Regions from separate parts of the Mus musculus genome. Here all the other regions are linked to region 2. The links are chromatin contacts, found by Hi-C or POLR2A ChIA-PET in ENCODE. All regions are on one chromosome and are shown on one strand. The core of a region is the stretch at or near the end of the contact, and the rest is flanking DNA. Distances in the headings are between cores, read along the strand shown.

Region 1 (3,141 bases), core at 141-2,640, 290 kb before region 2:
TGGTGTAAATAAACTACTGTCCACATAAAGGCACAGGGCATGTCGTCACAACACAGTGATATTTGGCAATGATTAAAAATGACTATTTTATGGTTTGTTTGTTTATGATTGTATGTTGTTTCTACTTTAGAGAGTAATCCTGCGACTTGTGAAAAACACATGTTTCCTATAAAATAAGGGTTTGTGTGCTGCTGTCAGTGGCTTCGTCCAGAGTATTATTTGATTGATTGCAGGGACAGACTGTATAGAATACCTGCCCTACCTACATGGTCTGCATCTGCCTAAATGTTCTCTATGGTGTCTTCCCAGTGTCAGCGTCATCAAGATGTACTTTTCTCAGTGAGTGGCACATGAGACTGTGTAGGAGTGGAATTGCTGGAAGTAAGTTCTCCAAAGGGCCTTACTATACACACTATGGCCAGCAGTGCCCGTGTGTTTCTGGTGCTCTGTATCCTTGCCAACACTTGGTATTATCAGAGCTTTTGAATTTGGGCATTGCTGTGAGTAGTCTTCGAAGGCTTATGGCTGGTGATAGTGATGCTAAGTCTTTAGTGTGCTTATAGGTTGCTACTGTACTTCTCTGGGAAATATGTCTATTTAGAATGTTCACTCATATTTATCACATTTTTAAAAAAAATTAGTGGTTTGTAATGACTGTATATTATGTATATGTATATGTCATTGTTTTCTGAGTCTATGATATTTCCATTCACTTTTAAGAGAGATTGCTTTGGTACAGAGCTGTTCCCGTTTAGTTAGCTAGCTTGTTTCTGATGCTGGGAGTTGAACCTAGGTCCCTTGTTTGTACTAGCCAAGTGCTCCACTATTGAACCACACTCTTGACTGTCATATTTGGTTTTTACTTTACTTAAGCCTAACTTTTCTCCCCTTTATAGAAACATTTTATTCTGTCTGAGCCAAGAAATATTTACCTACCCAACTGCTACTTCTAACCCCATCAAAGAGAATACTGATAGGCTCCCAAAATATTTTTTCCCTTTCTTTGATGTATTGAAACTTTATATGCTGCCTTTATCTCCACTGCCAAAACCCTTTTTGAGGTATCATAAACACCTTTTTATTTTTTGTGTGATTTTGGAACTTTGGGCAAGATAGCTGAGAAATTAATGTTTATACTATGACATGCGCGGAAAGGTGCCTAATAGAGATTTGAAAACGTCAATCAACTTGCCTACCCTGTAGCAAACATTGTCTAGAGAAGTTATCCTGTTGGGTGTGTAGCTGTGAATCTACGTGGTGATGCAGTTGGATGAGATGCTGGGACATCACTCTGTGTAGTCGCAGCTGAGGGAAAGGTGGGCTCAGCCCTGACAGATGCCTCGATTCTGCCAAAACAGATGGAGAGGAACCTCACTTCAGCTCTCCCTTCGGAGAAAACAACACTTGAGAAGCAATAGCAAGAACATGAAAAATTAGCATAAAAGACCTTTCCTATATGTCCCTAGCTAATTTTTCCCAGTGCAGCCATCTCCCAGACCCCAAGGGCCGCATTTAGATAAAGTAATAAATGTTACTCCAGATATGCTAGTCCGGTATGTGCCAAATAGGTGATGAAAGTTGGACTTGCCAAGACTGCCTTGCAGTTCACAAAATTGATTTTAAGCAGGTTTGGCAGAGCTGTGCTTTCCCCACGAGAACTGCTTTTTACAGAGTCTATTACGAAAGTGTGTTTGGGGAATGTTTCATAATGAGGCAGACTGTGGCAGGATGTCTATTTCGGATGTCTCAGACTTCACAGTTCCCCATCATGTGGCTTCCCTGGCTATGTATGGTACCTGTTGGCTCTCAGGGAAAGGCTTTACTACCGGAGGTGTTAACATAGCCAGACTCTTAGGTTTTATCTACTTGCATCCTCACTAGAATTGTTTATTCCATTTCTATCTGCTGTCGCCTAAGTCCCAAAGACTCTGAGCCATGGTTAAACGTGAGTGCTTTTGTACTTTATCTCTAGTTTCTAACAGGGGACTGGCGGGCATGGCAGTTTACTAGCTACCATGTAACTAGTCAAGTAGTCTCTGGTGATTCATGCTTTGGATTGTCTATCAACTCAGCCTCTATCTTTCTCCACTGGTTCAAGGGCACTCACACTACAATGTAGCACAGAAGAAGGAAATTCCAGAACGTAAGCCATTGTCAAGAGTAAATAAGTCCCAGTGCAGGGTTTTCCATAAGCAGCGTGATAAGCCTCATGGACATTTCCTGTTGTTGGTCTATGGTCAGCCTTGAGTCACGGGCTTACAATTTGTCATTCTGGTCCAGTCTTGTTCCCTCCAGTGGGAGGTTTAGCTCAATTTCCATGTCCCATTTGGGTGAAACAGGACACAAGGTAACTTTCAGTTTGGTTTAGATAGATAGCCTGATTGGAGAGCTGAGCTAAAAGGCCACCTCCCTTTTCTGTATTTGGGTTCTCATAGAGTAAGCGGCTAAGAGAAGGTTCATAGAAGCCAGACTTGTTAGGAAACAAGAAAACCGCCTAGTTCAGTTCATTTTCACAATTTGTTTTTTGTTTTTTGGGACTGACAGCCTTGAGATGAACAAGTTTCATGACCAAAACCTAGATGTATGCATCTGTCTCTTTTGAGTCTGTTTTATTTACAACCTGAGACTGTCAGAGGTATGAAGAGAAAGCCTGCATTGTTTCAGATAGCATACAATACTGACAATCTTTTCAAAGTTTTACAAAATTACCATGGAAGTGAATTTTATATGTGGATATCAGAAGACGTGATAATGCCTTGGCTTCTTTGCCTCTTCCATTCTCGCAGATACAGCTCAGCAGCACGGTACCCACGCTCGGCTCTCCTCAAGCCCCACTCAAGGCTCTTCCCTCATACTCTTGGAATGTGTGCGTCTCTGGGCTCAAGGACTTTGCTTTTCATCTTTTCTTTACAGAAAGGGTTATTCTTAATGTCCTACCAAGAGCACTTCAATAGAGTCACTGTCCTATCTGAGGAGTGTTGCTGGTTATATTGATAAAAACAAAAGTGTAAAAAAAAACCCTTTGGTTATATTGATAAAGAAGGGTTTACACATGTTTGAAGCCTGCTTTATATAATAGAGTGTCAGCAGTAGTTTTAAACACTAGAAGAAAAAGACACTTTATATTCATAATGTATGTTA
Region 2 (3,221 bases), core at 415-2,914:
AGATTAAACTGACAGGTGGCCACCAGCAAATAATATAGACTGCCTATTCCTGGCTATGGAGACATGTTCCCTACTCAGGATAAACTCTTTAGGGGTTTCCACCCCATTCCAGCGTGTGTAGGGGCACAGACCAGTCTAGGTGGCATATGGGTGCCTTTTTATAATAGACAGAAAGCAAAAACTTTCAGAAAATGCCTGGACACCGAAAAGAAACTAACTTTACAATATTCACTTCAGGTGGGAGACAAGTTGCCACTGACGGAAGAGAAGGTACAGCTGCTCAGGGAACCCAGGGAAAGTACCCCGTGGGTTCAGAATTCAGAATCTTTGGGCAGCACAGCTTGCTGTGGGACTTGACACCTCCCTCTGGCCCAACACAGCATCGCCGCGCAGTTTATCTGCTCGATTTTGTTCATTCCAAACGATCAGACACATTCCAGGGCTTTCACCCTTTTGACATCCTTTCTCTTTGCTTAGGGTCATGAAAAGACAAAAAGAGGGCACTGACCCTCAAAAAACAGGATGGGAGGAGAAAAGAACCAGCTGTGGCCCGTACTGTCTAATTCCTTAATCAGGCAGGAATGATCCCGGCTCCCCTCCCAGGACAGGTGAATACAACTGCAATAGAGCTCACAGTGTTTGAAGATGCCAAAAACCTGCCAAATGAAACCTTAAGTCAATAGTGACAAATTTTAAAGAAAGCATGTGCTTCGCCCTGAAACCGCCTGCGGGGTTATTCAGCGCATGGTTGATCGGCAGGTGATTTCCCTGCTCACGGTGTGCCTGCATGACCCGAATAAAATTCCTTGGCTTTAAGTTGGAGTGTTTCAATATTTTACACATTAGCGCACTATCAAGACAACGTTTGAATAAGCCCCTAAATGAACCGTGCAACCCTAAACACACTTATTTCAAAATAGATTTTTGCTTCAGCTGTACTGCTACAACGTTATTTTGAAGCTATGCGATACTCGGTTGTAGTCAGTTGTATTCAAACAGGGGTTTTATTTCTTTCGCTTCACACAGAAGTTAATTAATTGTAAGGCACTTGCTGCTGGAGCTTCAGTAATTAAAAAAATAAATAAAAAGGAAAGAATGAAAGAAAAGAAAGAAAGAAAAGTGGAAAACAGAAGCGATAACTGCGCTGCGCTGAAGTAGAAAGATTCGCAAGTGGCGCCTACCTGTTTCTGGAGCTCCTTGGAAAGTCACGAACAGCAGAGAGAAGATCACGGGAAAATAATCCATTCTGCAAAGGGGTCAGAAGAGTGGGGAAAAAGGAAAAAAAGAAAACTCGGTTGCAAATGGAACTCAATGCAAAACGAAGAGGACGGTGTCTGGTCGCTCTGATCGCCTCTGGGTTTTTTTGTTTTTTGTTTTTTGTTTTTTTTTTAGATCTCAGCGCGGTCCTCAGCAAGTGGCCCTTCCACTGGGGCGAAAGCGTCGCGGGCAGCCGGGAGGCAGCGCGCAAGGACAGCGGAGCAGACCGGGTCAGGCTCTCAGCGCCGGTGCAGGAACGCTTCTGACTCGGACAGTTCTCCGCCGCCTTTTTATATTGAACCCCTATAGAGTGGGGGTAAACAGCTCTGACTTTATTCCAGCCCTAAACAATGTTATTGTGTGATTAGTCACCCACAGGCAACGTGCAGCCAGAGATAAGACCCGGCTCTAGAGGAAATCACGGCTAACTTCAGAGGCAGACGCCCGCCGTCTGACAATCCAGGGGCAGGGCTAAGAAAAAGAAAACACCCACTAGACAGAGACCGCTGCAGAACCTGCAGAGAGCAGCAGCCCGCTTCCCCTTTTGCTAGCTGCCAGCCCCAGAGTTCAAGAATCAAGAGTTTCTCCAGAAGCAAAGTCACCCCATTGGAATGAAAAGTATGAAGTACAATTAAATAGATTGTATTGTGCGCGCGCAGGGGGGTGGGGTGGAGGTGGGGCTGATCATTGTTCACTTGATTTTCCTTTTATGTCTTTCTGATCAAACAAGGGGACGATCCCCACTCTTCGCTCTTGAATCCCAGCTACTGGGGCGGGCGGGGAACCAGATTAGTTTGGAAGATCACCCTACTTTTCCACCACCACCCCTTCCACCAAGTCTTTTCTAAACTAAAGTACTTCGCATTTGAGGTGAGAAAGATTCCGTCAGGAGTTAGCAAGGAAGGAAAACTAAATAATAATGATAACAACAACAATGTGGTTTTGTCAGGTACATCCTTATCTCCCTAGTATCGCCGATCAGAAGTACACGTACACACACACACACACACACACACACACACACACACACACACACTCGCCCTCCAATATTTCTTGTGCCCAGCCTCTCCCTGGGAATTGCTGCTATCGCGAAGGATCTTGAGAAATGGCAGAGACGACCGCCAGGGGGAGATGGAGAGCTGCAGGGGCTTATGCTTTAATAAGATAAAACAACTAAAGCCTCGGCTTCTAAATGATTAGTAACAAGCTGTGGCCAGGCAGAGAAGGGGCGCCTCACATACTAAAGAGAGGTGGCTTCAGGGCATTCCATTATTCCCTTCCCCGACTTTCCAGAGTCTCCTCCACATCACTTTGCTTCTTTACTCGGGCAAACCTGCGGTCTGTGCTTGATTAGAAAGCTACAAGGGGGGTGTGGGGAGGGAAGGACTGCCGATGCTGAATATGTGCATCAGATCATACCTCACCCTTTAATAACGTGTTTACATTTTCCAAACAGTTTCCTGTCTATTTTACCATGAAAGACTCCCTCCCCCAGGTGTCCATGGGTTATTAAGGCACAAGTGACAACATGTCTTCATGAATAAAGCAAAACACACAGAAAACACGTTGGCTTTTTTCAACAAGCTCCCGGAATGCCCATAAGCTGGAAACAACACACAGGATCCACGCAGAGTGGTTTCCCTAGGATGCTACCACAAAGGTCCCTTCTTCATCCCGTCTTGTTTGACTTCAGTTTTCCCTGGGAGTAGAGGCCAAAATAGACTCAATCCAGTCCATGCAACCATTTATTTCTTCACCTCTACAATCAAAAGGCAGACTTGATAGCAATACCCACGCTGTGGACAGAGACATGCTTAGGCCTAGTGACCTCTCTGGGAATCTCAGTAGGGGAGACACAGCAGCAGCAGCAGCAGCAGCAGCAGCAGCTTTAGGTCACTAAGAACTCTGTCCCTTAGGAGACTCTGGACTAAGAGCTGGAGACATTGAAGAAGCAGGAACCAGCA
Region 3 (3,020 bases), core at 451-2,950, 270 kb before region 2:
AAGTCATTCTGCAGGGCTCGTCCCTGGATATGCTGCAACGTTATTGAATAACGCTGGGTGGTTCTTCTAGCATTTGGAAAGGTGACCATCTCAGAACCAGAGAGTTAATTTTTCCTTAGAAGCCAAGTCATTCTTTTTCTGTTGTTCATGAATAAACTAAATGACATCCTTTGAAACATTTTTTAAAAAAGATTTATTTTTGTCATATGTATGTGACTACACTGGAGCTGGTGTTGACAGGAGAGATTCATGAGGATTCATGAGCTGTCTTTGGACACACCAGAAGGGGGCATCGGATCCCTTTCCAGATGGTTGTGAGCCACCATGTGGTTGCTGGGAATTGAACTCAGGACCTCTGGAAGAGCAGTCAGTGCTCTTAACCACTGAGCCATCTCTCCAGCCCAAATGACGTCCTTTGGCATACTTAGGAGTTCCTGGTGCCAAAACAGAGAACGTTCATTCTATCTATCCTTCTAAGTCAATTTTTTTTTCAAATACCTTTATCTTGGTGAGTCCACCATTTATCTTTTAGGAAATCTATGGGAACTGGCAAGTACCCAGGCTGGGTGTGCTTGAAGGATGCTGAAACCTGCTCACTTGAAGCTTCCTTCCCTAAGACCTTCCCACCCAGATCCATCTTTCCCTTTGTCGGATCCACAGAGATGGTACAGCTGGTTTTTAATCTGATCTTACCCAGGGCTATTCACCCACCAATAAAAGTGAACAGCCACCCTCCCCTATACCACCTGTTCTTCGGTTGTTAGAGGGTCCTTTGCTTCTTTTGCTTCTGTTTAAGTTTTTCTTTTCTCTCTTTCCCTCACAAACCAGTATCCATCAGAAGGCTATGCCCAAATTAAGATTTTGAAGAAAAGAAAGGAGGAGAAGGAAGAGGAAAAGGAGGAGGGGGGAGAGGAGGAGGAGGAGGGAGGAGGGGGAGGGGGAGGAAGAGGAGGGAGGAGGAGGGAGGAGGAAGAGGAGGGGGAGGAGGAAGGAGGAGGGAGGAGGAAGAGGAGGAGGGGGAGGAGGAGGAGGAGGAGGAGGAGGAGGAGGAGGAGGAGGAGGAGGAGGAGGAGGAGGAGGAGGCTGCAGCAGCTCCAGCAGCCGCTCAGGAGCACAGGCTCCATATCCTATGGTCTTGTGTTTAGGATAAGGTTTTAAGAAACAATGATTTCTGAGCTGAAACCACGTGTAGAAGAAACAACCTCAGGAGAATTTTGTGAAAATTGCAACATGCTTGGGATGATTGGGCTTTAACTTTGTGTGATCATCAGTCCTAAAAATAGTTTATTTTCTCTTGCTAATACCGTTAGAGAACGCTGATAAAGTCAGCTGAGAGGGTCGAAAGAGGGAAGCTCATAAATCACAGCATTCCACTAATTCAAAAAGCCACAAACTCGCATATTGGGAAATAGCAAAAATTACAGGCCACAAATTCAGTGGTATGAAAGGATAGGAAGTTTCTTACGGAAATCTGCCTGGTCTCTACCTAAATCAACTCTGTAAAATACTAGTTCGCATATACCATAAATTCATCTAGTGTGAAAAAAAAGAAAAGAAAGGCGAGGGAAAGCCCAGGCTTGTTCTCCAGAGTCAAAGCAGCAGGGCTGGAGACTGCCTCTGTACAGAAATGTCTGTCAAGACTGGCTGTGGAATTTGAAGCCTGAAGGAGAAGCGCAAGCATCTGTAGTTCCAGCGCCCCCTACTGGCGATAGGAGGTGGCGACAGGAGAATCCACAGAAGCTCACAGCCAACTAGCTGCATGAAGAGAACCCAAGTCAAACAAGGTGGAAAGTTGATATCAGACACCCAGAAGCTGTCCTCTGACCTACACATGAACACTCGCGCACACTCACACGTACCACTCACGCAAAAAAGTTTAACAGTAACAATGATAATGATAATGGCCCACCAAAAATCTACCCATAGAACTTTGCTCCAAGCGAGAGACTGGGGCGGGGCTTCCTCCGCTTAGGGATGCCTAAGAGGACTAGGAGCCTCCTGCCCCAGATTTGTGATGCTCTCAGTCTTGGTCTGATAAGGTGTCTGCAGTGGGTAGTGGTTAATGCAGAGGCCTTAAGTGTCAGAGTGCTGAGTGTAAATGGATATCAGTGCTTAGCCACGGATTGACCATCTCTATGGCTCTTCACCTCTGCCCACCAAGGCAGAGACAGAATGGAAGTTGGGGGTGAGAGAGCCAAACCGTGGGGAAGAGTGCTGTCTGTGGACATGTGTTTCTGATGCACAGGCAAACTCACAGGAGCTAAAGATACTACATAAGACCTATCCAGGACCAAGCCAGTTCCATCTTGGATAGGGGAGAAAGTACTGAGACCCCACCCCTAGCTGAGAAACGTTTGTCCAGAGCATCTCAGCAAATACTCTGTTTCTTCAGGCTGAGGTAAAAGGCGGAGACTACACTTTCAAACTATTTCTTCTAAAGGCATATGTTTAAAAGCCTGAACTCTGAAAAGCATAGAGGCATTCCACCTTGCTTCTGATGCCTGCTCCTTTGGGGTCCTCAGAGAGCACTGCATTTTAGCACCTAGAAAGAACTTCAAATAGAGTAAAAATATAATACAAGAAAAAGTATTGTTAAAAGTGTGATGTATCCAAGAGAGCCAATAAAACATTTACACGTGGTGGTTTACAAAACAGCAATTAAAAAATAGAGTATTGCCAGCGTTTTTGAAATCACCCTTCGTTCCTGTAAAGCTCAGCAGTGCAGTCCATCCTCTGCATCATTAGAGCCAGCTACTGTCTTTAATTTCCTGTGCAGTTTCTACTCTGAACCAGTTTTACTTTACAGGTTCACTCACCCCCTATCCTGTGTGTGTGTGTGTGTGTGTGTGTGTGTGTGTGTGTGTGTGTGTTTGTGAGAAAGAGAGATAGAGAGAGACAGAGAGACAGAGAGACAGAGAGACAGAGAGAGACAGAGACAGACAAAGAGACAGAGAGACAGAGTAAGACAGAGGGGGGGGGGACAAGCAAGCTGCTTTGGGGAGTCAGCTGACACTTTCATG

The links. A loop is a pair of places that touch in the nucleus more often than their neighbours do. ChIA-PET counts read pairs that join two places held with the same protein, here RNA polymerase II (POLR2A).
Region 1: a map of left cerebral cortex shows a loop between it and region 2 (2.9-fold over the local background). The contact joins the enhancer-like site here to the promoter of Edn1 in region 2. A Hi-C loop is called at or near these places in 18 of 37 maps with a recorded cell type or tissue (CH12.LX, Patski, adrenal gland and 4 more). POLR2A ChIA-PET finds 5 or more read pairs at or near these places in 1 of 5 experiments (Patski).
Region 3: POLR2A ChIA-PET joins it to region 2 with 17 read pairs in Patski. The contact joins the enhancer-like site here to the promoter of Edn1 in region 2. A Hi-C loop is called at or near these places in 17 of 37 maps with a recorded cell type or tissue (CH12.LX, Patski, adrenal gland and 4 more). POLR2A ChIA-PET finds 5 or more read pairs at or near these places in 1 of 5 experiments (Patski).

Annotation. Positions count from the first base shown.
Region 1 is chr13:42,592,201-42,595,341 of GRCm38, reverse strand. No RefSeq gene overlaps it. Among named protein-coding and RNA genes, the nearest start is that of Phactr1, 87 kb to the left of the region's middle. Within about 2 kb of position 1,390, at least 1 of the 3 ENCODE cell types and tissues checked has a DNase peak (open chromatin) inside an H3K27ac peak, as active enhancers do; it is left cerebral cortex, where a contact is called at or near this core.
Region 2 is chr13:42,299,919-42,303,139 of GRCm38, reverse strand. It overlaps Edn1 (endothelin 1), which reads right to left and starts at 1,664. Exons shown (of 5, transcript NM_010104.4): 1 at 1,182-1,664. The coding sequence starts at 1,245.
Region 3 is chr13:42,574,578-42,577,597 of GRCm38, reverse strand. No RefSeq gene overlaps it. Among named protein-coding and RNA genes, the nearest start is that of Phactr1, 100 kb to the left of the region's middle. Within about 2 kb of position 1,700, at least 1 of the 3 ENCODE cell types and tissues checked has a DNase peak (open chromatin) inside an H3K27ac peak, as active enhancers do; it is gastrocnemius, where a contact is called at or near this core.